Regions from separate parts of the Homo sapiens genome. Here region 2 is linked to region 1. Evidence: read pairs that join two places in POLR2A ChIA-PET (ENCODE). Cell type or tissue: MCF 10A. All regions are shown on one strand. Region 1 overlaps SLC1A2 (solute carrier family 1 member 2). Region 2 overlaps SLC1A2 (solute carrier family 1 member 2).

Region 1 (5,000 bases):
TGGAGAAATTCTGGAAAACAGGGCAAATCATGTGCCTTAGAATTACCCTCCTGAGGAACAAGGGAGCTGGTATATTTACACAACCAAACCTTCCAGACATGGGTTGAAGGCTACTCCTGAGGAGTTTTAATTTCCTAGCACTTCCAGCCCGTGTGTACACACAGAGAGTAGCCTTCTAGCTTCCGAGAAAGCACTCAGACAAAGAGATAGATGCTAGCAGTTACAAGTTGGCTGGAGTGCATTAGAGGGACAGAGAGGAGGGACGTGAGTGGGGCACTGAGAGCATCTGAGACATGCTCACATTTCTTTATCCAAAGGAATTCACGTGGCAAAGGACGTCTTCAGGGATAGAGAAGTGTAATCCTCCCACAGAGGTGCAGCAATACTTGAGAACCAAAACAGGCCCTGAACCCTGATTCATAAGTATAATAAACTCTAGTTGACACAGTACATGTAATAGATGGTTAACTGAGAGCTACCATCCAGACCAGGGTGTTTTGACCTCAGCACTATTGACATTTGGGGCTGGCTAATTCTTTGCCGTGGAGGACTGTTTTATGCATTATAGCATGTTTAGCAGCATTCCTGTCCTCTACCCACTTGGTGCCCATAGCCTCCCTCCCCTCACCTCATAATTGTGACAACCAAACATGTCTCCAGGTGTTGCCACGTGTTCCTAGGGGAAAAGTCACCCCTGTAGAGAGCCACTGATGTAGACCATATATGCATTGCTAATTCCCAAGGAACTGAAATAAATTGTGGATGCCTCGATGGAGGTGTGCACAGCCTGATGGGAGAGACAGACAGACAGACATATAAACTGTAATGGCCAGTCCACCCTGGGTAACAACAATTTGAATTATGTAAAGAAAACAGAAATAGTTCAGGAGTGGTAAACATCACTTTTGTTGCAGGCTGGGGATGGTCAGGGAAGTCTGCAGAGACAGAGACAGCAGAGCGGGGTTTTAAAGGATGAAGAGGAGTTTTTCGGATGAGTGATCCCACATGTAGAAGTTAATGTTTCTGCTTGAAAATGGCATGTGTTACTTTGGTTCTGTGTTGGTTTGGGTTCCTAGGAGCAGATTTTACGACAAGGATTCAAACTCACACCGTTTATGATCTTTGGTGATTGTGGAGACTTGGGAATGCTACACTGAGACTGATGCTGGAAATGCTGACCTCAGAGCCAGGCTGATGGCAGGGCTGTAGTTACACCAGCTTTACCATATCATTGATCATGTGTAAGGAGCAATGTCAAGGGCTTTGGAGGCACTTAGAGGAGTTGCCCAAATGGCATGGATACAACCCAGCCCCAGAGGGACCAGAAGCACCTTTGCTGTATTATTTTAGTCAAGGGAGAAAGCCAGCTTATTCCTCGGCCTCCTCAGTATCATCTCCTGACCCATCCACTTTGATGTTTGTCCCATGTGTTGTGCAAACAAAACTGGATGTGGATTTGTCACTTAACATCTCTCTGCCTCAGTTTCTTGACCTGTTAAACAGAGATCATAAGGTTTTCTCTCTTGCTAGTTTCACAGTCTTACTCTAAAACGCATTGGCTGTGCGTTCAGATGAACCTGCCCTGCTCTGCCATCCACCAGGTATGGACTTCTTTTTCTCCATTTTCTCATCTGTAATATGGGCTTAATACCCACCTCACAGGGTTGTCTTGAGGACTGAATTGTGTGATGTCTATAAGCCCTCAGCCCTGCACCTGGCACACACAGTAAGAGAATAAATGACCATAAATATTAAGAAATAGGTTGAGTGTGCATAATGATAGCTAACTTGTATTGAGTGCAGGTGATGTTCCAGGCACCATCATGGGGGTGTGTATGTATTAACCTATGACTACAATAGGTATCCTGATTATCTCCATTTTACATATGAAGAAACTAAGGCTCAGGGAAATCTGATCACTTACCTAATGTGTGTAGTTAGTGAGTGGTATTCAAACTTCAGCAGACTGTTGAGCAAGTAATTGCTTTGCTGGATTGTTTAGTGCTTGGCATTTTACCATAGCTCTTTGAAAAGAAAATCAAGTCTTTAGGTAGATAGTTACATTCACCAAATGATTAGAGCCAGTGTAGCTACTACTGGGTAAATGAACTTTTCTTACTATTGACTGAGGCCCCTTTAGTACACTTACAGAATATTAATAAGAAAGTAGGTGAGAAGAAATGTATTTTTAATCACAGTATCTGAGCTGGCTTCTCAGTGTGAGTCTACATGGGTAGATGATGAATCACCCCAAACTGACCCTTTCCAGAAATGCCTTGTGAGGGCAGCACAAAGGAAAACTTTCCATTGCTTAACTCTCCCCACAGCCCCCACCCTCAGCTATTGAAATAAAATGCCAAGAGGCTGCTTGCCAGCTCCTGGACACCACCTCCAGAACAGCAGGGAGTGTCTTCTCTCCCTTTGTGGCAGGGACACATATGGTGTTCTTAGTGTCAGAGCAAGCAGACTCTGTTCCAAGAGCTGCTTTTCAATCCAGCCTCTGTGCATGGGATGGCAGCAATGGAAAACAGTGCAGGGTCCTGGGTCTGAGGGTCATCCTCTTTCTGCCGGTGCCCCTGCCACCTGCTAAGCTCTTGTCTTTGGTGGAACAGGAAATACCACTCAGTGCAGGTACAGACCTAGCCTGCCTTGTACACCTCCGTGTCCTGGTCCTTTGTAGATGCTTGAATGAGAACCAATCAGTGAGGAAAAGGTATGATGCCCCTCCTGTTCAAAACACCTATTGAGTACCAAGTACTACACCCAGATATCATTTTCTTCCTTCTTTCTTTGGCTCAGGTCCTAGCTCCAGACCTTGTCAGCCACGTGTCCTGGAGCAAGTTATTTTCTCTCTCTTTGCCTCATCAAGAAGATGGACATAATAATAATTCCGTGCAGAGAGTTGCTGGAAGAACTCAGTATAAAGCAACTGGCTGACAGAAAGTGCTCTAAGTGCTAGTTCCTCTGTCATTTTGAGACCAAGCCAGATGTGTTAGAGATGTCCCTGGGGGAACTTGTATCCTGGAATTTGACAGCCTGGAGAGATCTGAAGGCATTCTCTGGTCCTGTACCCCAAATGAGGTTTGAAACCCTCCAATGAGCTCCCTATTTTGTAAGTTACAAAACCTTTGGCAACCGAGAAGAGGCATCTGTAGCAACTTTAGCTGTGTCCCAAGCTCCAAGCCATCCGCCCTTCCTTCCCCACTACCAGGCAACAGCCTGCTGTCTGCCTCCTACTCAGACATCCACGGTCTGGAACAACCCCAAAATTGTCATCTGGGGCAGAATACACAACACCCAAAAGATGGTTTTGCTTTCTGAACCTCACCTGCAGCCACTCCTGGCTTCTCCACTTCCCATCCTTTATGACATTCATGCTGCACACCTCCCCTTCTCTAGAGAGACAGTAAGCCTCTCCAGTGAGAGGCAGGGTGTGCAATAGTAACATGCATTGGCTCAGGAGTCCGACTTTGAGGGTCTGCCGCTGACCTGCTTTGTGAACTTCAGCAAGTTGCTCAGTCTCTCTGTGCCTTCTTCTTGTCCCCAATAGGAATAATAGTAGTGCTACCTCATCAGGTTTTTGAAAGATTCAAACAAGCCAAATGTGAAGCATTTAGAATGTGGCTGGCACATAGTAAGTCTTCAGTGAAGATTAGCTAGTATCATTGTCCTAAAGTGATAAATGTCACCAAAAGGGGGAGTAGATGCTGCAACTAGAAGTTGGATGTAGTCAGGCTGCTAAGACATGAGACCTGAAAATCCAGTTTGCTGTGGATTTGCCATGGATTCCCATGGCGACTCTCAAAAGCAAAGTTGCTCAAAGGCCATTTAAGGCTCATAAAGTCAATGGTTGTTTTGCCTAAGAAATTTTTGTGGAATGAACAAATACAACATAGTAAGGATAATCATAATAGTTACCATATGTTGCATGCCACATTCCAGGCACTTTCACATGTATTGATGGAATTAATTTTCACTACAGTCCCGTGAATAGTTATTATTATTATCATCTGTTGTATGAATGAAGTATTTGAGGTTCACAGATGTTAGATAATCTGTCCAAGGCCACACAGCTCATGAGTGTTGAAAGTAGGATTGGAATCTCAGGTGGTGCTCCAAAAGATGTCCACTGCAGGCCACAGGATTCTTTATTTTAACATATTTATCTATGGCTGCTATTAGGAACCAACTGAAGAACAGTCCTCTCTCAGATGTTATATCTCCTGTGAAAATTTCAGATTGGGATTGAAATGGCCCAGGGAGGGGCCAGAGACAGCTATGAAAGAGCCACAGATATGGTGAGGAGTGTGTCTAGATGATCCAGACACCTGCGGGGATTGTGCAGAGCAGAGCTCTGCATCAGGCCACATGCAAAACATCTTGGGCATCTGCTGTCTGGGGTAGATGGTAGTTTGGAGAGTCCCCTGGCCCGATCTCCACCATTGCCTATACCAGGTGAGAACTGAAGCTCCATTCTCTGTGCTAACCTCTGGTCAGATTAATAATTCTATATAGCAGCCTGAATCCTACCAATATGATGACAAAAGTCTTTAATTATTTATTTATTTTTGAGACAGGGTCTCACTGTGTCTATCACCTAGGCTAGAGTGCAGTGGTGTGAACGTGGCTCACTGCAGCCTCAACCTCCCAGGCTCAAGTGATCCTCTACTTCAGCCCTTGGAGTAGCTGAGACTGCAGGCAGGCATCACCATGCCCAGTTAATTTTTGTATTTTTGTGGAAGACTTGGTTTTGCCATGTTGTCCAGGGTGGTCTTGAACTCCTAGGCTCAAGGAGTCCTCCTGCCTAGGCCTCCCAAAGTGCTGAGATTACAGGTGTGAGCCACCGTACCCAGCTGACAAAAGCCTTTATTCCTTTCTACCCTAAGACTAAATCCAACTCTGTGGCTTAGACTCAGAGTCCTCTGTGTTCTCACCCATTTGTCCCCTCTTCTTAACCTAAAGGATTGCCATGATATGGGAGATTTTGATGCCTGACAAGG
Region 2 (5,000 bases), 88 kb after region 1:
TGGGAAGGCTAGAAAGAAGCCTGACTTCTCCATAAGATGTGCCTGCTGTTGGTGCAGACAACAGGGCTTAGGTTAGAAATAAGAAGTGCCCAGCACTTTGGGAGGCTGAAGCGGGCAGATCACCTGAGGTCGGGAGTTCAAGACCAGCCTGAACAACATGGAGAAACCCCGTCTCTACCAAAAATGCAAAAATAATTAGCCAGGTGTGGTGGCATATGCCCGTAATCCCAGCTACTTGGGAGGCTAAGGCAGGAGAATCACTTGAACCTGGGAGGCGGAGGTTGCAGTGAGCTGAGATCGTGCCATTGCACTCCAGCCTGGGCAACAAGAGTGAAACTCCATCTAAAAAAAAAAAAAAAAAAAACAAAAAAAAACAGAAGTAAGAAGTGGCTCCCTGAACAGAATCAGTTCAACTTGGGAGGGCTGCAAGGAAGGCCATAGATTTTCCTGATTGGCTCCTTCATCATCAGAAAATGCTCAGGAAATACCTTTAGCGGAAGGTGACAAGCAAACAAAATAGCCTCATCTCTGTCTCTGCCAGTCTCTCAGGTGGTGGTAGTGGCGTCCCTACCTGCTAGCTTGGTTATTCTCTGTGTCCTATATTGGCCCCAAGGGACAGCCTTTCTCATGACATCTGTTCAGACAAGGCAGCTGAGAGTCAATGGTGGTGTATGGGTGAGAAGGATTGTGAGAGAAGGGGATGAAGGATACAAAGGAATGGGGTAGGCCATGGATGGAAGGGGGACAAAAGGGAAATAAAGACATTGGCAGTGGTCTAGAGACAGAGCAAATAGTAGCAGCTCAATAAATGTGAGCTACTCTTAACCACATAGTTGCTGTGTGATAATTGGGTCCATCCACATGAAAAGAAAGACGAAGGAAGCCATTTAAGTTCTGCTGGCTTTCCCCATGACTTGTTGCTTACTTAAACCCTTGACTCTTTGCCTCTCAAGTCTTTTCAATGCTTGTGGTCATTGAGGGTCCCTCGCCTGCTGTGACAATATTGCCTCATTTTTTTCTTGGGCTTATTTCCAAGGCTTTAAACCACCATTAGAAATTCATCTTTTTAAAAAATATTATTATAGAGGCTGCCCCCCATTATAATACAAATGCCTTTGAGTGGAAAAAAATGCACTAATATGATCAGGAGTGAGGAAAAGGGGTGATATTTGGTGGGTACTGCAATGTCTTTACATCTGTCTCCATTTAATCCTTAAGGTGCCCTATGCTGTATTTCCAGATGAGAAAACTGGGAATCAGAAGGGTTGAGTCTTTTGCCTGATGCACAGCAGAGCTTGTATGGCCAGGTCAGGACACTTCACCCAACTCCACACAGCCTCCTAATTTGTACTAAGTGTTCTAACAGTGGGGAGGAGGAGCAGAGAGGCCCAGAGTTGGAACGGTTGGAGAAGACACACTTATTAGGGCCACCCACTGGGCTATGGTTTGAATATTTGTCCAGTCCAAAACTCATGTTGACGTTTAATTGCCATTGTAACAATATTAAGAGGTGTGGCCTTTAAAAGGTGATTATATCGTGAAGGCTCCACCCTCATGAGTGGGGTTGGTGCATTATAAAAGGGTGAATTCAGCCCCTTCTTGCCCTCTCTTTGTCTTTCTGCCTTCTGCTATGTCATGATGCAGAAAGAAGGCCCTTACCAGATACCAGTTTCTTGATCTTGGATTTCCCAACCTCCAGAATTCTGAGGAAATAAATTTCTGTTCTATATAAATTACCCAATCTCAAGTATTTTGCTATAGCAGCACAGACTAAGACACACCTGATTCTGCATGCTAACCAGAGAAATATTTTTGACCTATTTTTTTCTTCTCTCAGCATGAAAATAAAACAAATAGGCTCAATGAGGACAAATGGGGTACAATCAAGGTCTTGGCCACCCTTAGAATTCAAGTCTTCCAGCCCCAGTGGGTCTGCCATTGTAGGTCCTGGTCCTTGGCAGTCACTTGTTTTCAAGCCTGTTGGATGTGAGTCACTTCATGAAACATTCAAAACCCTGCCTACTTCTGACCTAAATGTTAGCAAATGAAACAGGAGGGCTGGGCCCTCCCAGATCACCCCATGCAGGTGCTCACATGCTTACACTTGCAAAGGAAAGCAGAGCGTCCTAACTCCAGGGCTGAAGTGTGTCAGCAGAAGGGAGTTGGCTGAATTTTTTTTTTTTTTTAAAAAGGATGATACATTTGGATTAACTATGTTGATGAAATCATATAATAGAAAACCCCATCCTAGGCTGGAGCTGGGAAGAAAGGAGCAAATGAAGAGCTGTTGTCCAGTTCTGGGGCTCTGATCTCAAATGGAGGGAGGAGTGTGATCAAGGGAAAGAGAGTCTAAGAGGCAGGAGCCCTCAGTCTGAGCTCTGCACTTACTATCTAAAGGACCTTGGGCAAGTGACTTTCTGAGCCTCAGCTACATCATGTGTAAAATGGGGCAATAACATATCAGGTTGGAAGCAAGAGTCTAGGTTCAATGCCTTTGAGTGCCCTTCTAGTTTTAAGACCTAGAGTAGAATTCTGCTGGGGATGAATGTTTGTATACAAATAAGCACGAGCATTCCTTTTAAGAGGAAAAGAAAAAGGAAGGGTAGAGGATCCTGGGAAAATGTGTGTAGCTGTTTGTAGCTAGGTCAGATCTGCTTTGAATTAGTAATGGTGGCACATTCTTTCTCACCAGCAAGAGGAGTTCTGGAAACTAGCTCTTGGTTGTGAGCTCTGTGACTATTGGGTGCTCATTAGTGTGTAAGTGGTGGTGGGGGCTAAGATGAGATGGGGTGCAACTGGCCATTCCCTAGATAAGTAGTCTGTGGAGGAAAAGCAGAGAAAAAGAAAAGGGGGAAACTTCACCTCTTTAGCCAAGGTTTGTAAGCTTTCATAACTCTAGCAATTTTTCAATTTAAAACCAAACAAAGCCTACAGTGACATTTAATGTGTCACAGTGTTTGCCAACTGCTGGAGACCAGCCAGCCTCATTACTGCCCTCTAAGCCCTGGATGGTTTTCAACAGGCAGGCTTAGCTGCTCTGTAAATGTCATGGTGAAAACCAAGATTCTGGAGCCCTGAAAAATGCCGAGTCCCAGAGCACTGGATGGGTGGGACTGTTTAAAACCAGAACCTTCCCCTGGGTCCAGGAAGCCCTTTGCGTCAGGAGCCCTTGGCAGATATTTATAAGAGACCTTGCTGACACCCCAGTGTCTCTGAAGGAGGCAGGATGGAGTGGTAAATGGGAGCCAATACCAGGAAGAGGTAATAAATAACTGTGTCTGGCTACAGGTAGGAAAAGGAAAATCAAAATAAAGTGAAATCCGAGTGGACCTATGGCCTAATTCTCACATAAGACTCTGCTAGTGAGATCTTTTCTGGGCTCACATGTGCTAATTGGGGAATATAGTTGAGACGGCACTTAGAAGGAAGACCTCAAAGAGCCTCCACCCTCCAGGAGGGCTCTGAAGCTCCTCCCAACAGCATTCCTCTCTGGAGAGAATAGAGCATTCATTCTCAAACTCGAGCATGCACCAAAATCTCCCAGAGATATATCTGAGGTGGGGCTGGAGAATTGACATTTCTAGCAAGTTCCCAGGTGATTCTGATGATGCAATCTCCAGGGACTCTCCCTTCCAGAAGCAATGAACTAGAGACGGAGAAGGAAAACAGGAGTTTCTGATTGTGGGTATATGAGCACCTCTACTTTTTTTTGAGTTAACTCTTGACAGTTGATGCATCCTTTCAAAAAAATAGATTGAAAAGATACAGGATGCAAATAGCTAATACTTAGTGAGTGCTCCTTAAGTGTTAGATATTGTTCTAAGCACTTTACATGGGCTCGTTTGAAAGTCACAGCAGATTATGAAGCAACTAATAGTATTATCATTGTTTTACAGTTGAGAAAACAGGTTCAGAGAGAAGTAACTTATCCCAATTTAGTGGATATTAACTGGCTGAATTGGGGTTCAAACCCAGATGATCTAGATATCCTTGGGTGTTCCAAGCATGCTCATCTGAGTTCTGCTGTTTTAAAAATTTGAGACACACACATGCACATGCACACACACACACACACAAACTTAACTAACTGACCCTCCACTCATGGCTGGTGGAAAACAAAACTAATTCCTACGTTAACCTTTTCTTTGAAGATTTTAGGGGCTTATGTCTATCTTAGTCTTTTGCTTTGATTTCCCACTTCCACTGAATTCTCTTTTTTACATCTTATCTCCGGTCTACATCAACCTCCCCATGGAATGTGGCCCCTTTTCCACTAAGTCCTTTCCTCTCTCACCAAAGTTTCTCTGACTTGAGGCAGCATAATTGCAGATCAAGGCGGGATGGGGCAGGGCTATAGTTCTGCGCAGCAAAATCATTTTTTGATATATCACAAAATAAATGCATGTTCATAGCAAAGGGAAGGACAAAGTTCAAAAGAGTAATAAAATGAAAAAGAAGTCGTCTCCCCTTCATCGACTGTTGAATCTCAAGTGTTATTTCACTGTTAATAATTTCAGGTAGCACAGACATAAAATAAAAATGTAATGTTAGGCATCTCCTTTTCTAAAAAATCTTTTAGTATTCCCCACCCCTGGGAATTTCCCCTTGGGACTCCTTGTTCTCCATCTTTGAATATTTCCCCAGCTCTCTGGACACCCCTCTCCTTTTCATCTGTAAAGTAATCTGAGCTCTCTGTGCCTCTCTCCTCATCCTGCTAGATCATGGCCTGCATCCTGACTTTTTACCACGAAAATATCTAACCAGATGTTTTACTAAACAAAAACCAATTGTGTCTCTAGAGCTAATCTGCTTTCAAGTCTTAAATTCACAATCCATCCTGGTCCTGCCCCTTCCACATACCAGCCTCCCCATTCTCCCCTGCCCAGCCTGTGCCATAAGTAAATGAAACATAGTCTCAGTCCTCAAGGAGCTTATAGTCTAGTAATGGGGTCAAGAAATCCCAATGGAGCCTCCTAGGTGCAAAAAGAAATGGATAAGGT

The links. ChIA-PET counts read pairs that join two places held together with the same protein. Peaks named below come from ENCODE experiments on the same cell type or tissue, not always from the same donor. Only the 100,000 strongest peaks of a DNase experiment are listed, where the experiment ranks them.
Region 2: POLR2A ChIA-PET joins it to region 1 with 24 read pairs; 2 of 35 experiments call an interaction of 5 or more read pairs at or near these places.

The regions. Positions count from the first base shown.
Region 1 is chr11:35,361,550-35,366,549 of GRCh38, reverse strand. The region is part of intron 1 of SLC1A2 (solute carrier family 1 member 2); the gene reads left to right. Among named protein-coding and RNA genes, the nearest start is that of SLC1A2-AS2, 55 kb to the left of the region's middle. In MCF 10A, no CTCF peak of the experiment used is centred here; a DNase peak (open chromatin) is centred at 2,319.
Region 2 is chr11:35,273,638-35,278,637 of GRCh38, reverse strand. The region is part of intron 9 of SLC1A2 (solute carrier family 1 member 2); the gene reads left to right. Among named protein-coding and RNA genes, the nearest start is that of SLC1A2-AS1, 5.7 kb to the left of the region's middle. In MCF 10A, no CTCF peak of the experiment used is centred here; DNase peaks (open chromatin) are centred at 2,067 and 2,997.